Regions from separate parts of the Homo sapiens genome. Here all the other regions are linked to region 3. Evidence: chromatin loops called from intact Hi-C (ENCODE). Cell type or tissue: pancreas. All regions are shown on one strand.

Evidence for each region. Hi-C counts contacts between places; a loop is a spot of excess contacts. Peaks named below come from ENCODE experiments on the same cell type or tissue, not always from the same donor. Only the 100,000 strongest peaks of a DNase experiment are listed, where the experiment ranks them.
Region 1: a loop joins it to region 3, with 4 times the contacts of the local background. A loop is called at or near these places in 70 of 110 quality-filtered maps.
Region 2: it touches region 3 in a loop (2.5-fold over the local background); 21 of 110 quality-filtered maps call a loop at or near these places.

What each region holds. Positions count from the first base shown.
Region 1 is chr1:6,722,932-6,730,931 of GRCh38, forward strand. LINC01672 (long intergenic non-protein coding RNA 1672) reads left to right here and starts at 1,814. Exons shown (of 2, transcript NR_104620.1): 1 at 1,814-1,919; 2 at 6,789-7,081. In pancreas, a CTCF peak has its summit at 4,725; no DNase peak of the experiment used is centred here.
Region 2 is chr1:7,038,255-7,046,254 of GRCh38, forward strand. The region is part of intron 3 of CAMTA1 (calmodulin binding transcription activator 1); the gene reads left to right. Among named protein-coding and RNA genes, the nearest start is that of CAMTA1-AS3, 28 kb to the left of the region's middle. In pancreas, a CTCF peak has its summit at 4,657 (motif pointing right); no DNase peak of the experiment used is centred here.
Region 3 is chr1:7,220,736-7,228,735 of GRCh38, forward strand. The region is part of intron 4 of CAMTA1 (calmodulin binding transcription activator 1); the gene reads left to right. Among named protein-coding and RNA genes, the nearest start is that of CAMTA1-IT1, 140 kb to the right of the region's middle. RefSeq lists enhancers at 3,593-4,093, 4,094-4,594. In pancreas, no CTCF peak of the experiment used is centred here; a DNase peak (open chromatin) is centred at 4,121.

The DNA.
Region 1 (8,000 bases), 500 kb before region 3:
GCCCCAGATTCCCTGCCGTGCCCAGGTCTTGGAGTGGTAGGAACTGCTCATGCAATTTTTCCGAAATTGGCCAAAGCTTCAAGACCTACGGGGTTTCCCATTTGGTGCTCAGAATGTGAATTTTTTTTTTTTTTTTTTTTTTTTTGAGACAGAATCTTGCTCTGTCGCCCAGGCTGGAGTGCAGTGGCACGATCTTGGCTCACTGCAACCTCCGCCTCCTGGGTTCAAGCAATTCTCCTGCCTCAGCCTCCTGAGTAGCTGGGATTACAGGCGTGTGCCACCACGCCCGGCTAATTTTTTTTGTATTTTTAGTAGAGACAGGGTTTCACCGTGTTAGCCAGGAAGGTCTCCTGACCTCGTGATCTGCCACCTCAGCCTCCCAAAATGGAATGTGAATTTTTATAGTTGCCACGGCAAAGTCTCCTGTTATATGGGTATAGTGGGTTGAATCGTGGCTCCCAAAAGTGATGTCCAAGTCCTAACCCCCAGAACATGAGAAAGGGACCGTATTTCGAGAATGGGTCTTTGCAGATGTAATGAAGGATCTTGATATCATTCTGGATTGAGGATGGACTCTAGCTCCACTGACAGGTGTCCTTATGAGAAAAAGGTAGAGGCAGATTTGAGACACAGACACAGGGGAGACGGCCATGAGAAGACAGAGGCAGAGATTGGAGTGAAGCAACCACAGGCCAACAAGTCACCGATACCAGAAGAAGCAAGGAAGGAGTCTGTCCTACAGTCTTCAAAGGGAGCGTGGATCTACTGACACCCAGATTTTGGACTTCTGACCTCCAGAGCGGTAAGAAAATAAATTTCTATTGTTTTAGGCTACCAAGTTTATTACAGCAGGCTCAGGAAACTAATACTCTAGGTGACGTCTGCTCCTCCACCCCATGCCTCTGCATGCTTGGGTTACAACAGAGAGTGCTTTCCCCTTGGTTGAACAACACTTTTTTTCTTGAGAAAAGAAAACATAAGGGTAAAGCAGTTTTTGGAAGGGTTACTCAGCCAGCTAGATCGTCAGAATCAACTCTGGTAGGAGTGGGCCACAAACATCCATCCTAGGGCATCCGGAGAGAGTCATTCTCCCTAACAATAGCTCTGGGCATGGCTCTGTATTCGTCTGTTCTTGCATTGCTATAAAGAACTACCTGAGACTGGGTCATTTATAAAGAAAAGAGGTTAAATTGGCTCACGGTTCCACAGGCTGTACAGGAAGCATGGTTGGGAGGCCTCAGGAAACTTACAATCATGGCGGAAGGTGGAGGGCAAGCAGACACGTCCCACGTGACTGGAGCAGGAGGAAAAGAGAGCGAAGGGGGAGGTGCTGCACACTTTCAAACAACCAGATCTCACGAGAACTCACTCACTATCACGAGAACAGCAAGGGGGAAGTTTGCCCCCATGATCCAATCACCTCCCGCCAGGCCCATCTTCCAACATTGGGGATTATAATTTGACATGAGATTCGGGCAGGGCCACAAATCCAAACCGTATCAGGCTCCACATTTTGTTTCTTTGTTTTTTTTTTTCCCTGTCCTTCCCTCTACCTGAAGCTCATTTGAAAGCAAGTTTCCATTGCTGCTATTCCTTCCTTACTTTGGTCAGAATCCTCTTTTTGTGGTATCATAAATGGTTTCCATGGAAACAAAAGGTTAGGATAGAACAGTGCCAATGTGCATGTAAACTTCAGAATTAAACAAGGGCTGTTGTTTTTGCCTGTCATGGAGTTCCGTTCATTCTGAACATGTCACCGGGGACTTTGGAATGTGTATCCATAACTCCCTGATTTTCAACCACATTCCAGCCTGCCTGACTCATGAAGCGTGGAGCGACCCAGGAACATCCCAGCTCCTCATGTCCCACATTCTTCAGGCTTTCTCTTAGTTTTGGCATGTGCATGTAAATGTCAACAGGTGAGGTGAGATTTGCTGTAAAGAAGCAGATGGTCCCACAGGGTAGGCTGTGGGAGAGATGGAAGTTCTAGCAGGAGATATCACAGCCAAAGACTAGCAATCTAGGCTTATCATTTGTTTAGTGCGTCAGAACCAGTGAGTCGAGGAGGAAAGGAGACCCAAGGCTATGTGGTTGCCCTCACGACTGGGAGTTTACATTTGCTTCCTGCCAGAACCAAGGACATAGCGACCGATGTGCACAGACTTCTCCAAGGTTGTTTAGTCATTGGCAAAAACAGGCCTTCACCCATCCTTGAACTGGGTCCAAGTAACTGAGATGTGCCTGTAGTGGAGGAGCGCAGGTGGAGGTTCTGAGTCCCTGAAGCTCTGCATCTTTACTTTACAAGAGATGCTGCCTGGGAGTTCTTACTTCAGAGTAAGAGGGGTGGCCATGTTATCACCCAGACTAGAACACTTTCCAGAGTGAGAAGAGCCGCTATTAATTATAGGGCAATGGCTAGAATCTGGTCTGTCCCTGGAGAAGAGGGACATCTGACAACCCTATCTTTATTTTATTTTTTTAGATGGAGTCTCGCTCTGTCACGCAGGCTGGAGCACAGTGGTGTGATCTTGGCTCACTGCAACCTCTGTCTCCTGGGTTGAACTGATTCTCCCGCCTCAGCCTCTCAAGTAGCTGGGACTACAGGCGCCCGCCACCAGGCCTGGCTAATATTTGTATTTTTGTAGAGATGGGGGTTTCACCATGTTAGCCAGGCTGGTCTCGAACTCCTGACCTCAGGTGATCTACCCGCCTCGGCCCCTCAAAGTGCTGGGATTACAGGCGTGAGCCATCACGCCCAGCTGGCTATAACCCTATCTTTAGGCCAACTTGTACCCGGCTCCACTATGGAACTCAGTGTCGAAGTGCCCGGGCTTCCTGCCCTGGTTCTGGAGATGGGTGGTGGCAATGGCTGCACAACAGTGTGAAGGTAGTAATGGCCACAGAACTGTGCCCTTCACAGTGGCTAAAAGAGCACATTTTATGTTATGTCTGTTGCACCCCAATGAAAACAAATAGCAAACGTTCTGATATTCCCTCCAAACCAGCTGCTTCTGCTGACTCCTCGTCTCAATTAATCGCGGCTCTGTCTTCCGTTTGCTGAAGCCGAAGACCTCCCCGCTCTCTCAGAGCCCATGTCTGGCACATCAGCGAATCTCGTTGGCACTGCCGTCAAACACATCCATCTAGGATCTCCCCGCACTTCACGCCACCCACCGCGCTAGTCTGTGGATCCCTGTTTCTCTCTTGGATGTAGTAATAGTCACATAGCTGGACTTCTGCCCTGGCACTTCTTCAGCCCCTTGTTAGAGGAATCCTGCTAAATGTTGGATGATTTACCCCCCACCTCCCGCACCCCCCGCCACACACACATAGGAGCTCCACTGGCTCCTCATAACTCTCAGGGTGCCAGCCTGTCTCTGCCATGACCCGAAAGCTCTCCGTCATCTGTCTCCCGCCCCTCCCTCACTGACTCTATCTGCCACCCTCTCCCTGTTGTCCACGCTGCCCCAGCCCCACAGGCCTCCTCCTGTTCCTCAGACTCCCCAGGGATACTCCTGCCTCAGGGCCTTTGCCCTGGCTATTCCCTCCAGCTACAATGCTCTTCCTGAATCTGCATGATTCGATGCCCACTCCCCCATTCTCAGCCTGTCCCCACATCTCAGTGAGCCCTGCCCGGGCCACCCTGGAAAATCTCAGCATCCCAGGCTGGGCGTGGTGGCTCATGCCTGTAATCTCAGCACCTTGGGAGGCCAAGGCAGGCAGATTGCTTGAGCTCAGGAGTTTGAGACCAGCCTGGCCAACATGGCGAAACCCCATCTCTCCTAAAAATACAAAAATTAGCTGAGTGTGGTGGTGCGTGCCTGTAATCACAGCTACTTGGGAGGCTGAGGCAGCAGAATCGATTGAACCTGGGAGGCAGAGGTTTCAGTGAGCCGAGATCATGCCACTGCACTCCAGCCTGGGCGACAGAGCGAGACTCCATCTAACACACACAAAAAAAGCACTTTTTTTTCATCCTCCCAGCACTTCTTGTCCTCCTTGCTTCCCTTGTTTTTTTTTTTTTTCACATTCACACATATGATGATCCAGCATTCTACATATTTTATTTATCTTATTTATTTTCAGTCTTCTCCACTCAAATGTATGATATTTAAGGCAGGGGTTTTAAAATGTCTTGTTCTTGGCCAGGCATGGTGGCTCACACGTGTAATTCTAGCACTTTGGGAGGCCGAGGCAGGTGGAGCACCTGAGGTCAGGAGTTCAAGACCAGCCTGGTCAACATGGCGAAACCCCGTCTCTACTAAAAATACGAAATTAGCCAGGCGTGGTGGCGGACGCCTGTAATCCCAGCTATAATCCCAGCTACTCAGGAGGCTGAAGCAGGAGAATCGCTTGAACCTGGGAGGCAGAGCTTGCAGTGAGCCGAGATCACGCCACTACACTGCAGCCTGGGTGACAGAGTGAGACTCCATCTCAAAAAACAACAACAAAATAAATAAATAAATAAAAATAAAATGTCTTGTTCTCTTTTTTCCTCCAGTGCCCAGATCAGCGCCTGATATATACTTGGCACACAATAACCACTCTTGAAATTCATGAAGGAATCTGGACATTTAGGGGGTTCACAGAATCCGCCGCTTTTAGGGAAGATTCTCTGCCTGATGTGTGAGCGCTCTAACCTCTTCATCTGTGTTCAGTCCCCTTGCAATGCTTCTCTAAGGTCGGCCTACATTTCACTTAATTCAGTGGCTCTCCACTGGGGGCGCTCTTCCCCTTGCAGGGGACATTTGGCAATAAATGAATAAATGGGGACATTTTTGGTTCTTACAAGGGAGGGGAGAGGTGCTACTGGCATCTAGCGGGTAGAGGCCTGAGATCCTGCTATTAATAAATACCCTATGTCATGCTCTGGAAAGCTTCCCATAACAAAAAATTGCCTGGACAGATGTCAACTGTGCCGAGGCTGAGAACCCCGATCTACACTGATCATATTAGGAATGATCTGGTCTGCATTTAATATGAGGGAAGTCTTTTGAGGGCTGTTATGGGTTGAATTGGGTCCCCCAGTTCTTATGTTGAAGGCAAGTCCTATGCCCAGGACCTCAGAATGTGCCTGTATTTGGAGATAGGGCCTTTGAAATAATTTAATTGAAATCATTAGGTTGGGCACGGTGGCTCATGCCTGTAGTCCCAGCTACTCAGGAGGCTGAGGCAGGAGAATCACTTAAACCTGGGAGGTAGAGGTTGCAGTGAGCCAAGATCGCACCACTGCACTCCGGCCTGGGCCACAAGAATGAAATGTTGTCTCAAAAAAAAAAAAAAAAAAAAAAAGAAATCATTAGGGTGGGTCCTAATCCAATACGACTGGTGTCTTTTTTTTTTCTTTTGAGATAGAGTCTCGCTCTGTGGCCAGGCTGGAGTGCAGTGGCGTGATCTCGGCTCACTGCAACCTCTGCCTCCCGGGTTCAAGCGTTTTTCCTGCCTCAGCCTCCCAAGTAGCTGGGACTACAGGCACCCGTCAACACGCCCAGCTAATTTTTGTATTTTTAGTAGAGATGGGGTTTCACCATGTTGGCCAGGATGGTCTTGATCTCTTGACCTCATGATGCTCCCGCCTTGGCCTCCTAAAGTGCTGGGATTACAGGCGTGAGCCACCGTGCCCGGCCTTGGTGTCCTTTTAAAGAGGGGAAATTCGGACACAGGTGCACACAGAGGGAAGATGATATGAAGACACAGGGAGGAGACGGCCACCTTTTGGGCGTGATGATGCGTCTGCAAGTCGAGGGATGTCGAGGCAACCTCTGCAAGCTGCAAAGACAAGGAAGGATCCTCCCTTACAGCCACCAGGGAAAGCATGGCCTTGGGGATGCCTGGGTTTAGATTTCAAGCCTCCAGAACCACGAGAGAATATATATATGTTCTGTCATATATATATATATATGTGTGTGTGTATATATATGAGATGTATATATATGTCTGTGTATATATACATATATACGTATATATACACACATATATACGTGTATATATACATATATATGTATATATATACACACATATATACGTGTATATATACGTATATACGTATATATATACACACATATATACGTGTATATATATACACACATATATACGTGTATATATATACACATATATATCATATATATATATATATGTATATATCAGTCTCTGTCACCCAGGCTGGAGTAGAGTGGCATGATCCTGGCTCATTGCAGCCTTGACCTCCTGGGCTCAAGCAATGCTCCCACCTCAGCCTCCCAAGTAGCAGGGACTACAGGCACATATGCTATGCCTGTAATTTTTTTCGTGTGTATTTTTTTTTGTATTTTTCTTGGAGATGGGGGTTTCACTATGTTGCCCGGACTCAAACTCCTAGCCTCAAGTGATCCTCCCGCCTTGGCCTCCCAAAGTGCTGGGATTACAGGCATGAACCAATGTGCCCCACTGAGATTTCTGTTGTTTTAAGCCACACAGACTTTGGTACTTGGTTAGGGCAGCTGGAGCAAACTAATGCCAGGGCAGAGCCAGTGCTAAATCCAAACTTGATACTAACGGGCTCTATACCCTGTGATGATTAAGGTGTCTTGGAAAAAGAAAGGGTCTTACCAGGACAGTGGTTAGATACTCCCGTGGCAGGAGAGGCCAGAATGTGTAGTCTGTCGGCCATCATGAGGCTCATGACCTAGAGCTGGCCAAGAACACTTGTATAATAAATGTTCAAAGCCACCAGTCACCAAAGCCTTTCATGGGTAAATGACCCCAGCACAAAGTGTTTTTTGCTGATATTAACTTTGGTTCTATTTCAGATCAATAAAGGCAAAAACCAGGAGATCCCATAAATCCCGCTGAGCCTGTCATAGCTATCAAATTATACCCAGATAAAGCTTCTGGTGGCTAATGACATGGCCATCACCCAGCGTGGACGTGGGCAGGAGGGGCTCTCCGGGAGCATCTGGTCTGCTGTGGAGACACTTGTCATCTGGAGGCTCTGTGGCTCTAATGGAGGGTGATGCTTTGAACGCGACTATCTCCCCCATAAAAAAATAAATAAATAATAAGTATAATTTAAAAATAAACAAAGATCTGGATTTGCAGGCTACTTACTGTCGCAGGACCAAGATTAATGGCCAGTGGTAAGTTTTCGTGAAGATCTTCTGTAGCCCGATTAGCCGTGCTGGGAATCCGGAGAGATAATGTCTTTTCACATATAAAAGATCCTATTGATTTCCTGTTAGTATCATCCTGAAAATGTGCAGTGTATATCTATGAAGCAGAGACAATCTTCCATCACTTGTTTTATGGGAAGAGAATGGTTATTGTATCTCTTCCCATAAAATATAATCTCTTTTTCTCTTCCAAAATCTACTCGTCCCTCTGGGAATTTCCACTTGTAATCTGTGGAAGTGAATTGATTTTTTTATTTTGTTTTATTTTTTGCATGTGCCGGTATTTTTATATTTGGCTTCTCTACATTTTCTCATTGTTCTCTGGAGTCTGGCTTTTCTAGATTGTTATTTGAGGTTGTCTAAAAATAAGTAAAAAAAAAAAAAAATCAGTCCCATTGAAACACGCACAGCCATGTGCCCGACAGTGGGTGTCAGGTTCCTGTGACTGCTCCCACTGCGGTGCCCCACCTTTCTCCCCCGTCGGGGCCTGGCGTTTGTAAGTTCCTCAGAGGGCTTCGGAGGCAGTAAGAGGTTGCCTGGTGGGTTCCAATAGGATGCCGATGCAAAATACCAAGTTACTGAATGAAGGAAGTGCTCTTCCTGCTGACTGGGGTTCTCAGCGTTATGTCTGGGCATTGCTTCAGGATCAATTAAGACGCAAGGGCAGAGTCCTACATATTTAAATACTGTGCCCTGAGCAGCGGCTTCCTAAGCTAATGAGTTTGGCTGAGAAGACCCCAGCAATGCAGTCCTGTCCAGACCTTAAATAGAGAGCTTTGCAAACTGGAGCTCCAGCTATGAAGCCAATCCTCATGGTTCTGCCTGCACCTCTTTATTAAGGTAGCTCCCCCT
Region 2 (8,000 bases), 180 kb before region 3:
CAAAGGCATATTTACATGCATATTCATTGTGGCATTGTTTGTCATTGCAAAGTAACCTAAATGTCCACCAGTGGGGACATCATGGTGCACCCATAAAATGGAATCTTGTGTAGTGGTTAAAAAGGATACAGAGATCAATGCCATATATTAAGTGAAAAAATTAGTTTTTCTGCCATTTCAATTTAAAGATTTCAAACGTATTTCAAAAATATAACAAAATTGAAAGAGTTTTGCAATGAAACCCATAAACCCACCAAGTAGCGCCTGTGGCTAGCATTTCATTTTACCTGCCTTATCAATATTCACCCTTCTGTTTTCATCCATCCATCTTGATATTTTGATTCATTTCAGGAAGGTTGTACACATCAATACACTTTCTCCCAAATATTTCAACAGGTAGGAATATCATTCATTAGAGTTCACAGTTTGTTCATATTTCTTTTGAAACATTAGTTTTTATAACAATACAGATATTGTATGTACCCATTTATATAAATAACAAAGGCTGGGCGTGGTGGCTCACGCCTGTAATCCCAGCACTTTGGGAGGCCGAGGTGGGCAGATCACTTGAGGTCAGGAGTTCGAGACCAGTATGGCCAACATGGTGAAACCCTGTCTCTACCAAAAATACAAAAATTAGCCGGTCATAGTGGCAGGCGCCTGTAATCCCAGCTACTCAGGAGACTGAGGCAGGAGAATTGTTTCAACCTGGGAGGTGGAGGTTGCAGTGAGCCGAGATCCTGCCACTGCACTCCAGCCTGGGTGACAGAGCAAGACTCTGTCTCAAAAATAAAAAATAAAATAAAATAAATAAATAACAAAGATGTTTCTATATGCCAAGGGTCATAGCAAACCACTTCTGGTGGTAATTTGCTGGAACAGGGTTACTGAGCAATGTGACTTTTACTTTATGCTTTATATACTTCTGTGTGAATTACGCCATTTAATATACTGTTGGAGTGTGGCGTCATGGCTGCCACCTTCCCACTTTTCTTCCTCCTCCTCCTCCTCCCTTCTTTTTTACTATCATCATCATCAAACCTAGTTATACAAAGCTTTGCTTCCCTTGCAAAGCTACAAAATGCCCAGGCAACCCTTGTAATTCTTGAAGCACAGGGGACAGAAATGGAGCATTCTTTGGATTAGAGAGACTTGTGTTGTCCTTAATTAAGTCTGGGGTCCTTTCTGATACCTTGGTTTGAGGACTCTGAATTAAAATTAATAGCGCTTCCTTTCACATCTGAACCATTGTCCAAGAGCCTCCCTCATTTTAGTGAGATATTGAAAAACAAATGGAGATATTTGGAAGACGTGTAGGTATGTGGGGCGATTTATCTCAAGGGGCGTTCTATTCTGTGAAATGCTCGAAGCTAATTGGCATGTGGCTAATGGGAATCGCTTTAAAGTCTGAAACCAAAGTTCTAAAAGGCAGAAAGATGAGGCGCTTAGATTTGTTGCAATTAGGTATCCAAGCACCTAAACCCACTTGATAATTTTCTCTTCATTTCTGTGGGCTGTGGAGTGTGGGAGGAAAATGGGTAACCTATAGGGGAGTGGGAGTGTGAGTACAGACTTACATATAATTTACTTTCCTGGAAAGATATAGACAAGTCATTTCAATTGCCTTTTTTCTGGGGGCGTGTACCCTACAGATTCTGCTTGGAGTTGGTTGGAGTCCATTAGAAGTGGCAAAACATTTTTTTTTTTTTATGGAGGAATTCAGGAACTTTTAGAGCTTTGCAGTGCATATTTTAAAATATGTTAAGTGCTATCAGAAGGCTTGGATACTTCAATCTTCTTTAAATAAATGGATTTTACAATTGCAAAGTGGCGACTTTTCTTTTTTTGGGTGGCAACTCACCACAGCCCCACCTTTCAAGTGAAATTTTAGACACGCTAACTGTGATTTTTTTTTTTTTTTGGCTTTTAGCATTTTGGAATAAAGTCGAAAGTTTCAAAAGCTGCCAGCATATTTCAATTTAATCTGCTGCTGTGTTGTCTCTTGATAGCGTAATGCCAGGGCTACAGAGATGTTTTCACGATGTAAATAATTTGTGTACTGTAAGTTGTCTAAACACGGCATGCGTGTGATCCGGTGCAATCAGATTGCTTGGATATGGCTTTACGTGACGGACTGTAATGGTTGCTTCGGAGTCATTAGAGCCTAGTATGTAAATAATCCACATTTTAAAATTGTCTTAAATGTGCTTAGACAATGGATGAATGCCTCCTCTGGATTCATTAATTCCATCAAGAATTCACAGTTCACAGCACCTGAAGGCATCAGCCTGCTTCTTCCCAAATGAGCTCTTGGCACTGTCAGCTTGCCCGTCTCCCAGGTGTACCCGTAAGCAGGGAGTCAGGGGTCATCTTTTCACCTTGACATGTGCAAGGTCATGACCACAGCCAGGTACAATACAGAATAAAACCCTGACCTAGGACTTTCTGCCTTGGCCATGGATCTCCCTCTTTTTTTTTTTTTTTTTAAAGACAGAGTCTCACTCTGCGGTCCAGGCTGGCGTGTGCAATGGCGCGATCTTGGCTCACTGCAGCCTCTGCCTCCCTGGTTGAAGCGATTCCCCTGCCTCAGCCTCTCGAGTAGCTGGGACCACAGATGTGCACCACCATACCCAGCTAATCTTTGTTTTTAGTAGAGACTGGGTTTCACCATGTTGGCCAGGATGGTCTCGATCTCTTGACCTCATGATCTGCCCGCCTCAGCCTCCCAAAGTGCTGGGATTACAGGCATGAGCCATGGTGCCTGGCCCTCCCTCTGTTTTTTAAGACAGGTGCGTGTGGGCGCAGGAGGCGGAGGGCCCTTATGCTGCCCTGGCATTTTGGAGGAGCAGGGAAATGAGATAAAGCTGCAAAATGACTCCCTAAAAGTTGGCCCCAAGCCAGTGCGGGCGACGGTGTCAGCCACCCTTGGTTCATTTTCTACACGAGGCCCCACACGGCCCCGGAGCTGGAGCTTCTACCGAAGGGTTGCCCTCTGTCCCCTTCTCGGCTTCCTCTGCAGAGGGGCTCAGAGCCAGTCCAGTCAGACCTGCGAGGCCTGGGCTGTGGCTGCTGTGGCTTTGCCAGCATCTATTGTCTAAGAGGGCTGGGGAAGCTCACTGTTTGAAACACACACACACAACAGAACATAAATCAGAGGCAGAATCTTTTAACATTTACAGTTTTAAGTGAAATTCCTGTTGAGAGTCTCTTAAGCTAGATTTATATCTGATTTTGCATTGAACTGTGTCGTTATGTGGGGCTGAGAAACTCTTACGAAATTAAGCATAATGCGAAAACATGCTGAAAAGACAGTTCTGTAGAAATGTGAAACATTATTATGTTATAGAATATTGGAGTGAAGAAATACGCATAAAGGCACAATTACCATGGACATTTTCCTTTTAATGATCCTTGTACAATCCTTGGCAGAAAGGTTTGCTGACGTCTCCTCGTAGATAAAGGAAAATTGAGACGATATTGATATTCTACATCCGTTTTGAATTCCAAAGAATATCAGGAGAGCGAACCAGTCTGTCTTCATATTCAAAACAGCAAGGCCTAGACTATCTCGATACCTTGGGAGGATCTGTCATTAGTGTTTGGGGATTTGACTGAAGCCTCCACACTATGGACAGACCAAGTGGTGGCAATAATGTGTGCAGGGGTTAACGTCTGAATGCTCTGATCTGGAAGCTTCTAGAAGCTCCTAGAATGGGTTGAGGTTGTTGGATGCTTGTCCCTGGAGAGTTTTTAGGGTTTAAAGCATCTGTCTAGAATGTCTTGAGAGTGTCCTTGGGGATAGGGTGATAGAGGTGCTTGCTTGTGCTAAGGTTTGTTCCAGGATACCCTGTTCAGCTTTGTTTTCCACAGGAGAATTCCCCTCCTCCAGCCTCTGACTTCTGCTGCCCTGGCTTAGGGCTAAGGGGATATTGATCATGGCCCCTGGGATTTTATCTTTCCTTTCAGTCTCCAGAATGACTCCCAAAGCAGATGCTGCTTCTCTTGCCTCCTCGTCCCCCTTCCCTGGGCTGCCCTGGCACCATAGCCTGGGTACCCAGTGTACCATGGAGTGTGGGCAGAAACGCTGTTTCTTCCTCTTGTTCCTGGCCGACCTTCTTCTCTTGGCTGGGACTTGTGATTCCAGTGGGGGGAAAGGAGCCCAGTTTCCCTGCCTCTCCCTGTTCAGCCCTGGAGCAGCTGGAGCAGGGCTGGTGGTGGCGCTGAGATCGCAAGCCTTCCAGAAACCCTTCCTCCCCCTGAGCTCATGGCAGGTCCCCTGGCAGGGGGAAAGCTTTTGCTAAAAACCTCCCTGAGCCCGTGCCCTCTAAGCCTGGCATTGAGATGCCACCAGCTGGTCGGGGGAGGGGGAGCAGCAGCCGAGATGCCGCCCCAGGTTGGAGCGCGGAGGCCTTTCGCATTTGCTCTGGAAGCATCATCTGAGAAGCCCTAGCGGGTTTTGCTCAGGGTCAGGTGACAGCCAGTCTCCTCCCTTCAGTAGGGCTGGCAGCAGCTCCCGACTCACAGTTCCTTCTCTTCTGCTCTTCTCAGAACCTCTTAAAGGACCTCTAGGCGTTTGTTACCTAGAGTTGCTTGAAATTAAGCTATTTAATTCTAATTTGGCTGTGCAATATCTGATTCTTGACCACCAGAGGTCACTGTAATAAGGTAGAAAGCAGGTGTTTCTGAGAGTCTTCAATGTGTGGTTGCCTCAAGAAAACAAAATGAAATCAACCAAACCACCCCCCAAGTTTCTTCACTGGCCTGGGTGTGCTGCAGTGTGCTCTGGGGCATGGACACGCAGCCCCAGCTTTCTCACTTGTGGAAGGTCTGCCCAGCTGTGGAGCCTGGCAGGACGGGACAGGTGGCCACTTAGGGAACATTTGACTGCCAAGGCCGCTGGCACAGGCCTCTGGGCAGGCTTGCTTTCATAGGATGGTGGGTGCATCGGGGCCTCACTCAGAGGCAGGGGCCCTCCTCTTTCCCCCACCCTACGCTCACCCTGAGCTGCATTCTCAAAGTCCATTTCTGGCAGCAACCTGGGGTTAGATTTTCTTAGGTTAATTAGGCTTGTCTGCCTTACCTTTCTGTGTGTGCACTTGAGTGTGTGCATGTCTCTGTGTGTGTGTGTGTGCACGTGCCTGCTCCGTCAGGTGGGGTCAGTAATAGTGCTGTCCACCTACAGCTATTTGGTGTTAAAAGGAGATGGTGCATGATGTCGGGTGCTTAAAAGCACAGGGCTTGTTTTCCAGCTAGTGTCCGGGAAATGTGAGCCATCAAAATTCTCATCCAGAGGCTCGGCGGAAAACATTTACCCCGTTGCAGAATGGCTTCGACTCTTTCTCAGACCCACCCTTCCTGTCCTCTTTGGTTGGTCATCTTCCTTATATGGTGACGTTTTTCAGTAGAACGTAAGAAACGCCTGCCTTTATTAGCAGTGGCTCCTGAAGGTTGGTTCCAGGGAAGCTGTTTTCGTCTTCGGTGGGTGGCTCACGGGAGAACATTAGGGCCTTGGGGGTGCAGTTTGGCAGGCTTTGCATTTAGCAAATACTCGGGCCCTCAGGCTAGAGCTTTTGTGAGACTGCTCACGCACTGGTTTCTCTTCCAGCTCTAAATCCCCGAGTTGCCGGAACACAGAGAAATTAGAGATGCATGTGATCTCCGCAGGGGGCCAGGCAGCCAGGGGAGAGGGTGGTTCTGGATGCAGGAGCTCACATTCCTCACTGGGAACATTTGGAGGATATAGGTCTAGGGGAGGGTGACTGTATTACCTGGATCCTCCAGAGGGCCATTAGGGCTGCCAGCGGAGGTCAGGAGCAGTGATCTACGGGAGATGCTGCCGCCATCCCCTTCAGTGGGAATTTCTCCTGGATGTCTCTGCAGAAGGCACGTGGGTGTCACATATGCACACACATGCATGCACAGCGCATGGCTGGGGCTGCAGAGCAGGCGCCCCAGTGTCATGGACCCTGTGGCCACAGCTGCTGGGCCTGTTCACACACGGTTGGGACTGGCCAAGGGTCTCACCCAGACTAGACGGGAATGGGGGAGACCCAGAGAGACGCAGAGCAGTGCCGCTGGGGACCCCGGGGACTCAGAGCAGTGCCGCTGGGGACCCTGGGGACTCACAGCAGTACTGCTGGGGACGCCGAGGACGCAGAGCCGTGCCACTGGGGACCCCGGGAAAGCAGGGCAGTGCCACTGGGACCCAGATCATGCCCCTCTGCATGTAACCGATGGCACAAACACCAGGCCTTCAGCAGGGCCATAAGCATCTGAGGCTAGGAAGGCACATGCGTGATTAGCAGATGGGTGATGGGGCCTCTAGCGGGCAGATTCTGTGGTGGCGCTGAAACAGGAGACGTCCTCTCCGACCTTGGAGACCTGGCATTTGGAGCCTGAATGAGCCAGAGACAGGAAGCCTGTCCCTCCCCTCTCTGGGCGACCTTCCGAGGAGGCATCAGCTCTTCCCTTGCTTTGGGGAGGGAACTTACCCTGCGTGCAGTCCTCCTGCCCCCCTGCCTGGCGCATCTTTCCCCCTCACGTCCTCTCCCCCACTCCCTCCTCTTCCCGCCTGTGGTTTTCTTTCCCATTCCTGTCTGCCAGCAGTGCCTCCTCTCCCCATTAACATCCCGCCATTTTGATTAAAAAAAAAAATCCCCCAAAATAAAAACTCATACTTGTTTCTATGGGCTTCCTATGTTTCTTTGGAAGCAGCCTCTTCATAAACCCAGTGAATAAATCTCTTCAATTGTTGAGACTCCTGTAAGAGAGTCTGGTGAAGTATAGCTTGTACCTGAACACTGCGCAAATGAGTCTATCCTGTTTTTAATCATGGGCCAGAACTAAGCTAATGTTTTATGTGCTTCTCTTTTAAAATCCTCCTAAGGACCCCGAGAAGCCAGCACTAATATCATCCCCACGTTTTAGACGCAAAGCAGTTCAAAGTGTTTAAAAGATAACTTGGTGGTGGTCACCCAGCGAAAGGTGGCAGAACCCAAAAGCTTGCTCCTTATCCACTGTGACTTGGCCTCCAGGGATGAGACCAACCTCTCCTGGAAGGGCATTGCTGTTGCTAGCCACACCTGCCCGTCTGGCCCCCTCCTGCTGTAGTTGGAAGCATCTTTCCTGTTCATTCTGTCCTCAGCTGAAATAGCAAACAGCTGGTCACCATCCGGCACCAAATACCCCCAATACCTGAGACTGCATGTCTGACTAGTCATTAATTTGTACCCCCCAGCAGGCCAACCTCAAACTCTTTAAACTTTATATATATCTACATTTGAAAGATTATTTTTATTCCATTAGAGCCGTTACATCCTTATTGTAGATGCCCTTAGCAAGAAGGGTTTCTGGAAGGGGAGGCCCTAGAAGGTGACTATCGGTACTGAATCCTGGTTCTTTTGATTCCAGATATGAAATTGGCTTTTAGAGCACATTGTGCTGATTAAGCCCAAATAACACCACATGAGTAGATTTTAAAAGTCTCCTCTTGAAGACGTCCTCTAGCATCTGTTGTTGGATTGTGTGGCTGATACGGGCTTGGAGTTAAGCACATCCTTCCTCGATACTAGTTCTCTCTTTCCATTAAAAAATGCAAATGCAGAGGCCTCGAATGTGCCCGATTTAGATGTTTTGATATGGAAAGGTAATGTTAATAAGGGCATTTGGCAGTGATGCACTGAAGAAAATAAAACAGACGCATGGTTTAGGTTCTGCTGTTCCTTCCCAAACTGCTTTTCCAGGCATCCAAAACCCAGCTCTTCTGAAAGGGCCTGGGATTCTCCAGTGGGTGCCTTGGTTGGGAGGGGACCCCTTCATGAGAATCTCCCTCTTCTCTGACCTCTCTCAGTAGAAGTGCACAGAAAGTCTGATCTCAGATCTGCCTCTGCATATTAATAGCAATATTATGTTTAAATTGAAAATTTCATTTTTCCTGCCTGGTGTGCAGGCAAATAATTGAGACCTAATTTACTTTATTTAATAAGCTAGTAGCCAATGTA
Region 3 (8,000 bases):
CGGACAGGGAGAAAGGAATTGTGCTCGGGCACCCAGGTGGCACCTGCTGTCCCCTGACCTGGCACCACGGGCCCAACTTTGGGTTTTAACTTCCCACGAGTGCCTGGACATGGAGAAGAAGTGGTGGAGAGGATGAGGACATATGGGGAGCGATCTCCAGGGTCACTGAGGTCCTGTCTCCTGCCTCCCGCTCCCTAGGGCCCTCCAGCTGGGCCCAGGAGGTCTCCCTCCCACCTGGTTGTCAGTCAGCTTCTGCTGTGCCCTCACGGGGAATTCCTCCTAGAGCCCACCAGGTGGGAGAGCCAGGGCAGCAAGCACCGAAGGCCGGCACGGCACCAGCACAGATGAATGGCCCGGCTTTCTCAGAACCCATCCCCTGGAACGCTGGAGGCAGTGCAGGAAGGGCCGGGTTCTATGAGAGGACCTTAGGCAGCAGGAATACTCCATGACAGCAGAGATGCTGGGGCCTTTTCCCCAGAGCCTTATTCTTTTTTTTTTTTTTAATCTTTAGACAGAACTCTCATTCACAGCATTTAGTTACTTGTTCATTCATTCATCATTCATTCACTCAAGCACTTGATGGGTATTGCACTCTCCTACCTTGTGCCAGAGACTGTGTGAGACTCGGAGAGTTGGTAACACACCCAGAGTCTTGCCTTCGGGGGCTTTCACGAGCAGAGCCATTGCTCCGGCTTTTGGGTTTCCATAGTGTGCATTAGCCTTTGAAGGCCTCCAGGAAGTCCCTCCAGAATCAGACCTGTTCCATTGTGTTCACTGAGAATTCTGCAAATTTCTTTGGTGATGGGACTTGATTCTTCTTTATATGGTACCAGGCAGACCAGTGAATGCGTCGTGAAACACCTCTCCAGGCCCGTGGAATGGGGTGGGGAACGCTGGGGTCTCAGTGTGAGCCTGGCCTTTGGATTCAGACAGTGCTGAATTACAGTCTCAGCCCTGCTTCTTGCTGGCTGTGGGGCTGGGGCCACATGAACCGGCTAAGCTTTGGCTTTCTCAGAAATAGTTTGGGGATAATGATTCCTGCCTAGTGGGAAGATTAAATAAGATAAAGGAATGGCAAAGTTTTATCCCATGGTCAGGGAGGATGGTGACTGCCTTGTGCCATGGGTGACCCCTGCCTTCCTTCAGAGGGCATGTGCACAAGCTGGTGCATACACACACACACACACACACATACACACACACACACACACACAGGCTTCCTGTAGTCCTCGGTTGCCTGGGAGGCAGCAGTGACTCTGCCTTCTAGAAGTCGTCTGAACTGTCTGCTTTCCAAACAGGGGCGACAGGACTGTGACTCGAGGTGATGGGTTGCTGAACTGCTCTGCTGCCAGACACATTTTGCTGGCTTCTCATAATGTCACTGAGATCTGGGAAATGGACCAAGCACGATTTCCAGCTAAATGAAACACTTTGGGGCCATCAGCTAAATAGATGATGCTTTTGAGAAAACCCCATGAGCATTGTGTCAGACAGGCCGTGGGACCCTGCAAGCCTGTCTTTTTCTGTGCTCGTCTGGGTGATGAGACATCGCCCGGGCTGGTTCCATGAGCACCTCTGGCTGTGAGGACCTGCGTCTTCTGTCTCAATGCACCTGCGGGGAGGCTGAGATTTGATCCTCATGGAACATTCAATCCTTTCTGCATCTCGCTGTCTTCCTGCCCTCCTCTTTCTCCCTTCCTCTTGCCTGACTGTTGACTACAAAATAGGATATTATTTAGGAACGTGTCCTTGCCTCCCTCCCTGGCTCTACATCACCCCATGACATAGTGGCTGTGCTCAGGCGGAGAGTGAGTTATGTTTCTGTGGGCAGGAGTGGGTCATGAGTCCTGAGTCCTCCCTAGACAGCCCCAGCCCTTTCTCTTTGTTCCAAGGGGCCCAGCCACCATATTGATTGTTTCATCCCTCTGCACTGCCCAGAGCTGCCTCCTGGAGCACGCTCTCTTCTTTCCTGATGGCAACGGTCCCACCTGATGGCAATGGTCCCTGGGCCAGAGGATGCCCATTGGTCTTCATGGAGAGAGCTTGGGTCAGGCCCACTTGGTCTCCAATCCTGGCTTCGCCGCGTGCCAGCTCTGCAGTGGTGCCAGCTTATCCTGCTAAGCCTAGCTTCCTCTTCTACGTGGGTATATCTGCCTCAGGTGCAGCTGTGAGGATCCGGGGTGATGCTCATGAGGTGCCCGGCACCCTGTGTGGCACAGAAATGACCAGAAAATACCAACTCACCCAATGCCAAGTCTTCACTGTCCTTAAGATCTCAAACCTTTTTTTCTTGATCTTCTTCCCTTGATGACCAACGCTCTTGTTCCTCTCGCCCTTGCGGGCCACCCCCTCATACATCTTTCCTTGGGCCACAACTTAGGCCTTTGCCTTGCCTTTACTTACCTGTTGATCCACCCACCCACCCACCCACCCACCCATCCAACCATTCATTTCTTGCTTCATTCATCCAGTGATGTACTGAATGTTTCCTACATGTGTATGTCAGGCTAGGGTGAGCAAAGCAGATTCAGTGTCTCCCTACCCTAAACTTAGTGCAGGAGAGGATAGAGACAATGGAACAGGTGCATGTGCGTGTGAGTATGTGTATGTGTGATTGTGTGCGTATGTGTGTGAGTGTATGCATGCGTGTGTGTATGTGTGTGTGAGTGTGTGATGGGAGGTAGGTGCTAACAGGGAGAGTCTTGAGAAATGGATACTAGGGTCACCTAACAGGGTCCTGAGGGGTCAGGAAAGCTTCATAGAGGAAGTGACTCTTACCTCCTTGAGCAGATATAAGCAACCTGAGGCCAGGGGTTGTGCTTTCTAGGGCCTCAGAACACCAGCATCGTCAACAGGTGAGTGCCTGCCATTTATATGAGGCCCTGGGTTTGCAAAGAGGGATGAATATGCAACATAAATAGTAATGCAAAGGGACAGTTAATAAATACTTGTCCGATGAATTCATGGATGCATGTGCCATTGCCAGGCTTATATTTGCTAAGCAATCTTCCCAGCATGTGTTAAATCTCTGACTCACCATGAATAAGGAGCTTAGAAGAGCTCATTTGAGTTTCCACGTGGTTCATGAATATGCAAGCGAGATTCCTTTTAATCTCAAATTTTATTTTATTAGATGTATTTACATGTATTTATTAGTTCTCAGGTTTACCTTGGGGCCTATGGGATATTTAACGAAGGTATCATCCCATCTTCACTGCAGTTGTTAGAGGGCGGGGTGGAAGATTGCTGAATAACTCGATCACCCCAGATGACCAGAGATCTTCTGGGTGTGTAATGACCACAGACTAATCTTAATCATAATCACTACCATGAACCCACATGACATGCAGTTGTATAAAGGATGGGGCACCTTAACGTTTGTAGCACCTTTACATAAAGCCAGAGTGCTCAAGCCATCCTGGACCTCACCCGATGGGAGGGAGAATGATGCTCTGCCAGGTGGAGGCCTTAGGTCTTGTCAGTCTCCTTTTACTGCAGGAGAGGCTGCAGGCTTAGCTGGAAACATAATCGCTGCTCAAGGTCAGGCTGTGCCCAGTGGCCGAGGCGCTTGGTGAGCTTTCCACTGGATGGCCTAAATTTGCACCGCTCTGCAGGCTCTCGTCCCAGTTGGCAAGGGCGCCACAGCTGGATGGCTCAGCGTCCACCCAAAGGGAAGTGGAAAAACCAGCAGCTGGCTGAATCTGAGAAGGTTTTCATGTTCCCAACGAGATCCAAGAGCAAAACAGTTTTCTGAAACTATTTTCCACTTGCTAAAATTAAGGTTATTATTATTATTTTTCAGGAATCTGCTGTGTACGGGTTTTATTTTTAAATGTCATCATCGTTTTGTACAGGAGCACAAAACTCATGAATTCCGTCCCTGCTCAAGCGGGGTCCCAGGTTGGAGGCGTGACACCCGCGCCTCTCCGCTGGTGTCATTGATTGCTAAGGGCAAGGCTCTAGGGTTAGTGGGGACCTGATGAAAGCCCACCTGGGGCTCTTGATGTGGGAGTGTTTGGTGGATATGCCTCCCTGCCCCGCTCCCCAGGGCCCTGCTCCGTAGCTGCTCCATGTCGTCTGGATGGTCCGTTGGCACCCTGCCCACCGCACTTCAGCTTCCCTTGCTGCCACCTGCATGGGCTGCTGCCCTGATGAGTCTCGGGTCACATGAGCTGCATCCTTATTGCCGCAGCCAGCAGATGGCAGAAAGCGCCTTGACCCCATCGTCTAGTGTCTCCTTGACTGAGATGAGGAGGCTGGAGGAGAGGCTAGGAAGAGTCAGGAAGGGGCTGTAAGGGGCCAGCTGGGCAGGGCACTGGAGCCTGGGGCAAATTCTTACTGATCTTGGCAGATCTCTTTTTTTTTTTGAGATGGAGTCTTGCTCTTTTGCCCAGGTTGGAGTGTGGTGGCACGATCGCAGCTCACTGCAAGCTCTGCCTCCCGGGCTCATGCCATTCTCCTGCCTCAGCCTCCCGAGTAGCTGGGACTACAGGCGCCCACCACCATGCCCAGCTAATTTTTATATTTTTTAGTAGAGACGGAATTTCACTGTGTTAGCCAGGATGGTCTCGATCTCCTGACCTCGTGATCCGCCTGCCTCGGCCTCCTAAAGTGTTGGGATTACAGGCGTGAGCCACCGTGCCCGGCCAGCAGATCTCTTTTATTACCCAGAAAGACCTCTACTGTCACCCTTTCCCTCCCCACCAACAATATCCTGGGAGCCTTTTCTCCGAGTGGCCCTGGGAATTCTTCATTTAAGGCATTGGATTTCCCTTGGAACTTCCCTTTCCTGGGGTTGTGGGTGGGGTGTTGCTGAGAACACCTGGGAGGGTCCATCAACAACCCATCAAGAGTGGCGAGGCCGGCACCCCAGTGCAATGTGCCAGCGGGGTTGACAGCTACCCCAGAGGAAAGGGTGGAAGCTCAGACACTTAGCAGGATTTCGGGGGTTCACTTCTCTGCATCAGTCCCTCTTTGGAGAAGGTCACAGGCGCATGATCATAGACTTTTGGTTGGCTCAGAGTTCCCTCGACAGTGGCATTTCCAGCTCAGAAGTTCAGGGTCTAGTCTCCCTGCAGGAAGATGGTGAGTGACAGAAACACATCCCCTCGACTGTTCCAGTGTGGCTCCTCTGCTCATCCCTACAGGGTTCCTGCCAGCAGCGAACCTTTCCGAGCCACTGATTCCTCATCTCAGGGGTTGGGATCCTAGCATCCCCTTTTGGGGGTATCCTAGGATGGCAGATGTGGGATGGCCTGGCGTGTTCAGCCCAGTGCCTGTCCACAGCCCCTTGAGGCAGGTGTTTCCTTCTTGCCTTCTCTGGCTTTGAGTTCAGTTGTCCCCACATCCCCTGAGGATCCAAAAGGGGCTTTTTAACTCTGCTCAATGAGAACTTTCCTTGAGGCCAAACACGTGCCTCCAAAGAACCCACTTTTAGGGGGCATGCAGGCCAAGGTTTATTGCAGTAAAAGGAGGTGACACAAAGCTCACTGCCTCCCCCTCAAATTCCCGCCCCGCCACCTCACCCTCATTGCCTGCCCCTCGTGGAATTACAATCATCTGCTTGTTATTTGTGATTTCCACTTGCCTTCAGGCTGTTCCAGGCAATGGCTGAGTTTCATCACCCTTACATCCCTAGGACTGGGTGCAGAGCAGGTGCCCCGTGAATGCTTGCTGAGTTCATGCTGTAATCCCTGTCCTTTAATTTCATTTAAATTAACATCTTTCTCTCTGATAAAGATAGAACAGGCTCATTGAAGAACATTCTTACCACACAGAAAGATACAACAAAAAGCAACCAACTTCACAAACATCCTCTGAAGTCCCATTTCCCAGAGATAGCCAGGGTCAAGGTTTTAGAGAACTCAATGCTTCCGGACTTTTCCTTATGTACACATAGACATATAGGTGCTGGGTAAGTGAAGAATTCTATAGAAATGAGATCTCACCATGCATTCCATTTTGCAATTTTTTTTTAAATAATGGAGCTCTTTCCATGTTAACAAATAGAGATATGCACATTTTTTCTAATAACTATCTACTATTCTATCAATATCCTGTGATTCATTTACCAAAGCAGTTAACTGAAGCCTTTTTTATTTTTTATTTTTTTTTTGAGATGGAGTCTCGCTCTGTCACCCGGGCTGGAGTGCAGTGGCACGGTCTCGGCTCACTGCAAGCTCCGCCTCCTGGGTTGACGCCATTCTCCTGCCTTAGCCTCCTGAGTAGCTGGGACTGCAGGCACCCACCACCACGCCTGGCTAATTTTTTTGTATTTTTAGTAGAGACGGGGTTTCACTGTGTTAGCCAGCATGGTCTCGATCTACTGACCTCGTGATCCACCCGCCTCATCTTCCCAAAGTGCTGGGATTACAGGCGTGAGCCACCACGCCCGGCCAACTGAAGCCATTTTTAGGGGTTTTCCACACTCTTCCTATCATAAACTAGGCTGTGGAGAATGTCACTCTGTCCGTCTCTGTGCCCCTGTCCGCCCAAATTAGTGGGACCAACCCCTTTTACAGGACACCAACCCCATTTATAAGTAGTTTACAGGATGCTACTTTGCTTCTGTGAACTTATCCCTTTGTTTTATTGTTTTTCGTTTTTGTGAGATGGAGTTTTTGCTCTTGTTGCCTAGGCTGACGTGCAATGGTGTGATCTTGGCTCACCGCAACCTCTGCCTTCTGGGTTCAAGCGATTCTCCTGCCTCAGCCACCTGAGTAGCTGGGATTACAGGCATGCGCCACCATGCCTGGCTAATTTTTTGTATTTTTAGTAGAGACGGGGTTTCTCCATGTTGGTCAGGCTGGTCTCGAACTCCCAACCTCAGGTGATCCACCTGCCTCAGCCTCCCAAATTGCTGGGATTACAGGCATGAGCCATTGCTCCCAGCCGAACTCATCCCTTTGTAAACGTCAAGTTTCTCCTGTGTGGGCCAATGTTCCTGGGGGCTGCCTGGGTTTCCTAAAATGGGGGTAATGATCTTTTATGACAAGGGGCATCCTGAGGAGTGACCAGTGACTGAGAAAACCTGGTAGTCTCTCTTGCTGCAACAGGATTGTATGCTGCGTGAGGACAGGAAGGGCTGTTTCTTCTAGCCCCTCCCCTCCCCAGGACTCCTCACCCAGGGCCCCTGCACATGGGGACTCGGGGTGGCTGCTGACTGCAAGAAAGAAGGGCCAAGGCGGGAGCCCCAGGCTGGCAGCGCTTTGTCCCTCAAACCTGCCAAAGGTTGTCGCCAGGCTTTGCACTCATCTTCTCAGCCACCTAGCTCCCCTGGCAGTAAAACATTATTTTCTATGAAATGATATGTCTGACATTTACCAAATTTTTATGTGACAATTTAGAAGGAACTGGTTGCATTAAACAGCCTTATTAATATTGCAGTAACATGATTGGGGAACATCATGGCTGTTAGACCACAGGGCTCTGATTTATAAGCTCTGGAGGCACAGAGGTCTCCATTGACCAAAACACCTTCAGCTCAATTCATGTATGGTTATCGAAATCCAGAGATGCAGTCCTGTGATCACGCAGCCCGTCAAAACAAGGGTGGTGTTGCGAGCTCTTCAAGAACTCCGGACTCAGCCGGGCATGGTGGCTCACGCCTGTAATCCCAGCACTTTGGGGGGCCGAGGCGGGCAGGTTCATGGCAGTAGTCAAGTGGGGCTCGTGCATGTGAGCCCTCGGCATAGCTCCTGACTCTCACTTCGTGCTCAGCAGGTGTGGGCTCTCACTGCGGTTCCAGCAGGGCCCTGTGGTCTCTGTTCCCAGCCCCAGTTAGGAACACACTGGAGATACTTTTGGAGACTCTTCTAGATCTGCAGAAGACCCCAAGATAAAGGGCTGTGGCTCTCCCAGGGGTTTTCAGCCCTCTGGGGACAGACATGTGGAGCAAACTGTAATGAAGCAAGAGCACCTACAGGGGCCTCGGACCGGGGATGGCGTTGCGGCACAGGAGGGGTGAGAACCTGCCAGCAGAGCAGGAGGCAGTGGCATTC